Linked DNA regions of Homo sapiens: region 2 is linked to region 1. Evidence: chromatin loops called from intact Hi-C (ENCODE). Cell type or tissue: PC-3. All regions are shown on one strand. Each heading gives the region's core, and the rest is flanking DNA. Links, peaks and the distances in the headings are about the cores only. Region 1 overlaps LAMA4 (laminin subunit alpha 4). Region 2 overlaps LAMA4 (laminin subunit alpha 4).

Region 1 (2,924 bases), core at 239-2,738:
CTAGCAGGGAAACAGATAAGTAAAAACATAATTATGATACAGCATTTAATAAGAGAAACATGGTACAGGCTAAACGGTAACTCTAAGGAAGAAATAGTGAAATATTTTGGCATGGGTACACTAGGAAAGGCTTCTCAGAGAAGGTGAGTATTGGCCTGTATATTGAGAATGAGTAGGAGTTTATCAGATACTCCCAAGCAAGGGGTAAGTACTATGAGAACAGATAGATGTGAAGCAGCGTGCTAAGTTCTTGGGACTGGAACTGTGGCCTTGTGGAAGATTCATTGTAAGGCAGAGAGAGGAGGAGATAATGCTGAAGAAGCTGTCAGAGGCCCAATTGTGAAGAACCTTCCCAAACACGCTCGTGAACATGGGGACTTCAGCCTGTGGACTCTGGAAGTCATTCAGGTATTTACCCAGAACAATGAGCTGATTAGATTTGCACTTTAGAAACGTCCCTCTGCAGTGTGGATGATAGACTAGCCAGTGAAGACTGACAATAGGGGCACTGCTTAGGAGACCGCCACAGTGGTCTAGAGAAGAGAGCAGTGGGTTGCTGTCTTGCCTTCATTTGAAAAGAATTTGCACAGAACAAGGATGAACTGAGACTGTGGTCATGGAAAAGAGGAAGAGAGGCCAGAGTGGCAGGTGGAATGAAACAGACTTGGTGACCAGTTGGAGGTGAGAAATGGCAAAGAGAGAAGCTCCATCCTGAGACGTGGATGACTAAGACTACGAACACGAATGGATTACTCTGGACATTTTAAAAGTGAAATATCTGTGATGGCACAGAGGGCAGATAGAGATGTGAATCTGCAATTCAGAGGGTAATCAGGGCTGGAAAGGAATTTAGGGTCATTAATGTTTAGGAGGTAGGCAGAAGTAGATATTACTGTACAAATTCTGAAGTAGCACACCAATATTCCTACTATTGGTTTGTCCAGGACTGTTGCTGTTTATGCTTGTGTCCCAGAATAATTACTAAAAGTTCTCCCTTTCATGTGCAAAAATGCCCCAGGTTGAACCATAAAATATATGATCACCCTAGATATTGGTTATCATCCTCACGTCATCTACCTTTTATGTACTATATTACCAAGACATCCTTGCCACTTTTATGTCAAATATGTACAAGAAGAATTTTCTGTTGAGATGAGCAAATGACTAATACATTTGTAATGTAAACCACCAACTAGTTTACAGTTACAAGGTAATTTTTTAATTTCAGCTTTTCTTAAACCGAGGCGCACCTGTTTTCCCACGTGCCTATATCATTATTTTCCTTCCACAGGCAAAGTTACAGGAAAAATAAACATTCATATAAGCCATCACTATAGGTTCAATTCAGTCATCTTACAATGTAAAGGAATAGATGTTCCTCTTTGCCACTGATCCAGTCATATATACAGTATATCAATAGCTATATATCTCTATCTACCTGTATCTTAGCGCCCTCTGGCGTTTGTCAAAAAGAAGAGGTTTTCTTATAGGCATGACATTTTTCAGCTGTCTCTCATCACTTCAACTGAAGTTTCCATATCAAAAAATAATAAGTTTAATGACATAGGAATAACAATAGAGCTTTACTCTGAAGTATCAAGCCAAAGTAAAAACTAGGGGTGTTGTGCTTTGCAAATATAACTTAAACTGGATCAAAGATCAACTCATTAAAAATTCTAAAATTTTAAATGCTTGTGTCCGTATTTTTTAAAAGCAGGGAGGAGTAATATTAAGATTTATTATAGTTTCTGCATATTTAATTTTAAAATGACCACAAATACTGTTTTTCTGGAAAGCACTGGAACAAGCCAAGAAGAAGACTGGAATTGCAGGAAGGAGTATAATGACTCAGAAGACAGTGTCCATTCAGAGAGCCCACAGTTTATGAAGGGACTGATGACCACATTGCCGCTGCACAGTGGGCTCTGTGACTACAGGAGCCTTGCTCTGTAGGGAGGGGATTACCCTTCTCCAATAAAAAGCCTCTGGGCATGTGTTTGTTATAATACCATTTCTGCATTCTCTTCCTTGACCATCTGAGAGGGCCACTTGCTTGGGTTATTCCTGGAGAGTGTAAAAACGTTCCCGGTAAAATCATGGCATAATCCTCTGGGTAGAATACTGGATGAAAGGAGAGAAGTTTAAAACAACCACTTCCCTATCCTCAGGAAACTCTGTATAATGGGTCTACCAGCGCTCTGTGTGGCAGATCACCCCACAGCTCCTTCACGTATTGTAGCAGTTTTTAAAGAGCTGAGCCAAAAAAGCAACAGACAAGGCAAGTGGGCATTCGACCAAATGCCAGACTAAAGAACTTCTCTTCCTCTTAAATATAACCCATAGATCAGTCCTTCAAATCCCAAAAGTAAGTACATGTCGCCCATGCTGTGCATACAGGGTGGTGTCCTAGCCTTGAATCATTTCTGTGCTCTTAGATCACATTCTGTCCTTCACCACGCACACAAAAACACACACATACACACAGACGCCCACACAAACCCTTTCTTCAGAGGCCACATTTGAGTTGGGCATTATTTTTGACAAATACTGTGTGAGATCTCTGAAACAGAATCTCCCAAGTTGAGAGAATGGAATCAGCTTCTCGGAGAAGAGCTCCATTCACGCTGAGCCAAATCTGCTTGAGCAGTTATTTGTACACAAGTGCCATCAATGTTGATGGGAATTTGGAATGAAGCACTGAAAACAGCATGTTAGGCCAGTGAGAATAATCCTTGAAATCTCTGTGGTAATTCAATTTCAGCAGTGGTTGGACCACCCAGGAGCCACTGGAAGCATGGTGCATTTCAAGGTCTGCCTATTTTTTCAACAATTTTCTCTTTGAAACTTTAAGCTCTTCAGTCAGCACAATGTCAAAATGATAAGCAGACATGGGCAATTTTCTAGTCCAGCAACTTGAGATACAG
Region 2 (2,924 bases), core at 123-2,622, 51 kb before region 1:
CCATCTCTAAATCTGGGCTGTTGCTGAATGGTATTTTGTTTCCTTGGATCAGGGAAGGGGTCTGGAAACATCTGTAATGAAAGTATTGTTTTAAAATCAGCACAATTTTTTTCTTCAAATGACAGATAACAGAATTGCTTTAAATCAAATACTCTCAGCCTTCCCCATTCATTTCCTTTCATAAATGTGTATTATTTTGTTGTCATTAAAATGGCAGTGTGAATACTAGATTTGTTGCACCCCAGACATTGCCATTCCCTTTGCAGTCATTTTCTTTTCACTTTAGTTTGTGTTCTTTACCTTCACTTTTAGAAACGTGCTGTAACAGAATAGCTATCTCGATCACAACAGTTATCTGGGGGCAAAATTTCAAAGCTACAAAATGATGGTATATTGTAAAGCAATTCTGAAACTATCCTCCAAAATTTTTACTCAAAAGAAATGTACACATTATGCTATTTATAAATGAAAAGTTAAAGAAAATACATATTTACATTAAATAGTATTTCACAAAAATCTAAAAATGAAATCTTAGGGAAGGGAAATTAGGGGAAGAAATAATACAAAATACCCTTAAATAACATGAAAAGGATGGAAATTCTGTAGCAATTTTGAATACCATTCATGCTTTAAAAGGAATAGAAGTAGCTTATGAATGGTTTGTGATACTGTAGTTAAAATTATATTCCTGTATATTTACCACTTGTTGCAAAATCTGTTTTTTAAATAAGCTCCCCAAATTAAGGAGCTGAGTGTTCAGGATGGTAATTCATCTGCCTTGCTTTCTGTAAGCAGTTGGTGCTTGGTGTATTTGTTTATTAATGAACTATTTGGAAATGGCCTTGTTACCAGTGTCCCTGAGCCGACTGCCACTCTGAAATACTTGGATTTTAGCCTAAAGATCCATTCTTCTGAGGCTTTTTAGGTGTTTGACACATAGCAGAGTTGTAAAATATTTGCTAAATGGGTTCTACTGCTCACATTTTACAAATAAGAGCACTTGGAGTCGAATTTCATTATCATTTGTCTCATAAAATTTGACTCATAAAACACATGACAGAGTGGGAGTTCAACACACAATCCTAAGTTTGGAACGGGTTACAAACACTCTGTGGGGTATAGCCTTCCTTAGTGTTGAAGGATGAAGGTGTTGGTTTCATGGCTCAGTCAGAATTGCAGTGATGGTATTTTATTAGTACAATTTATGGGCCACAGTTTTCCTGTTAGGTGGGGCCAGACATATGTCAAGCTGCCACATATTCTGCCTGAGCAGACATCTGCCTCTGATTCATGAGGGAAACACCTGCACACATGCTGGTGTATATTACACAAAGAGGCATCCTTTTCCAGGGCCCATTGTCAGATCCCTCAAATGGAACAAAGGAGGTGTCAGGGATACAGCTGGATGTCATACGACTGGCTTCTATTGAGGTTGACTTTGCTAATGAGGGATCTGCATTATTTGCTTCGTGGTCTATTTCTATCTACACTATATAAAAACTGTTAAAAACTAAAACATCAGTTATAAATTATTGTATTTAAATTGAGAATAATTGCCATATGTCAAACCAAGTAATAAGAGAGGCCTAATGGGCTGTCTCTGAGGACTATCTGATAGTCTGGGTGTCCATATGGACTCAGCCACACACACTCATGGAGCAAACCTGAGTTTGCTTAAGAGAGGTCACTCCACCTTACCCCATCCATCACCTGCATTCTCCCCTCCAAGATGACTGGGGAGTGGTATTAAGACCTTTTGATGACAATGGCACTTTCCTGAGAAAAAAGGGAGACATACTAATGGGATATCTTCTATGAGACTCTTGATAAATTTGATAAACTTGAACAGAGATGACTTTTATCCCGGGTATTCCAGGGAAAGGCAGAGATGGACAGCATAAGTTTGTTTGCAGGCCCAAAAGAGGTGTGAGCTTCAGCAATAACGCCACAGTTTTCCAGCATCATTTTCTTCTTCATCATCATCCTCATCAAGAAGCGTGGTTGAGTGACTAGAGCACTAATGGTGCATCACCTTGCTCTATGTAAACAGCTTTCAACAAGTTGCTTCTTCGCTAGGCCTCAGTTTTCCCAAATTTAAAATTAAGAATTAGATACAGTCCTTCCCAGCTCTGGCATTCTGTGTTTCTGTAATGCCAAGACACATCCAATACATATTGATTAAGCATCTGCTCTATGAAGGCACTGAGGATTCAGCAACAAATCAGGTGAATCCAGTTTCTGTGCTCAGGGAGTTAAGTCTTCCAAGGAAGAAAGACAAGGAACTACTAACTTAAACATTGCTAAGCTGTGTGCCCTAAAGAAAAAAAGAATGGCAGCTCACTCAGGAGAACCAGTTAAAACAAATAACCCTGGTACAGACAAGTCCAAAAAGAAGAGAAGAAACTAATAGTTACAGAACAATTTCTATGCCTTTATATTGAACATTAAATGCATTAAATATTAGTTGATCCTCACAACCATTCTAGAAGGTAATAAGGTGAGCAGCCCCATTTTTTCAGAAAGGGAAACCAAAGCCTAGAGTTAAATAATCTGGGCAAGGTCACCCAGGTAGAGCTGGAACTGAAATACTGATGATCTCAGACTTTCTGCTGCCTCAGGCTGTCTCCAAAGGACTTAACTATAGGAAATTACATCCACTGCAAGGAACAGATTGCAGTGTGTCATGTCATGCCCATGGCAGATCAATCAGTTAGGTCTAGAGGCTGTGCTATCTTAAATGTAAGCACATTTGGAGGAGAAATTCATTCATTCACTCAACAAGCATTTACTGCACAGCTGCCAGGTGCATGGTGAACAAATGGGGACTGAACACAGACATACATGGACATTTCTTAAAATGGCAAAAAGTAGATTTATCATATCCTAGCCATTTTGTATGTAAATGCTAAAGAAGTAATACCTAA

What was found. A loop is a pair of places that touch in the nucleus more often than their neighbours do. Peaks named below come from ENCODE experiments on the same cell type or tissue, not always from the same donor. Only the 100,000 strongest peaks of a DNase experiment are listed, where the experiment ranks them.
Region 2: it touches region 1 in a loop (5-fold over the local background); 4 of 110 quality-filtered maps call a loop at or near these places.

What each region holds. Positions count from the first base shown.
Region 1 is chr6:112,178,822-112,181,745 of GRCh38, reverse strand. All of the region lies in intron 9 of LAMA4 (laminin subunit alpha 4), which reads left to right. Among named protein-coding and RNA genes, the nearest start is that of LAMA4-AS1, 56 kb to the left of the region's middle. In PC-3, for the core only: a CTCF peak has its summit at 1,454 (motif pointing left); a DNase peak (open chromatin) is centred at 1,445; H3K4me3 peaks cover 279 bases; H3K27ac peaks cover 1,141 bases.
Region 2 is chr6:112,230,061-112,232,984 of GRCh38, reverse strand. The region is part of intron 2 of LAMA4 (laminin subunit alpha 4); the gene reads left to right. Among named protein-coding and RNA genes, the nearest start is that of LAMA4-AS1, 5.1 kb to the left of the region's middle. In PC-3, for the core only: no CTCF peak of the experiment used is centred there; a DNase peak (open chromatin) is centred at 1,174; H3K27ac peaks cover 1,325 bases.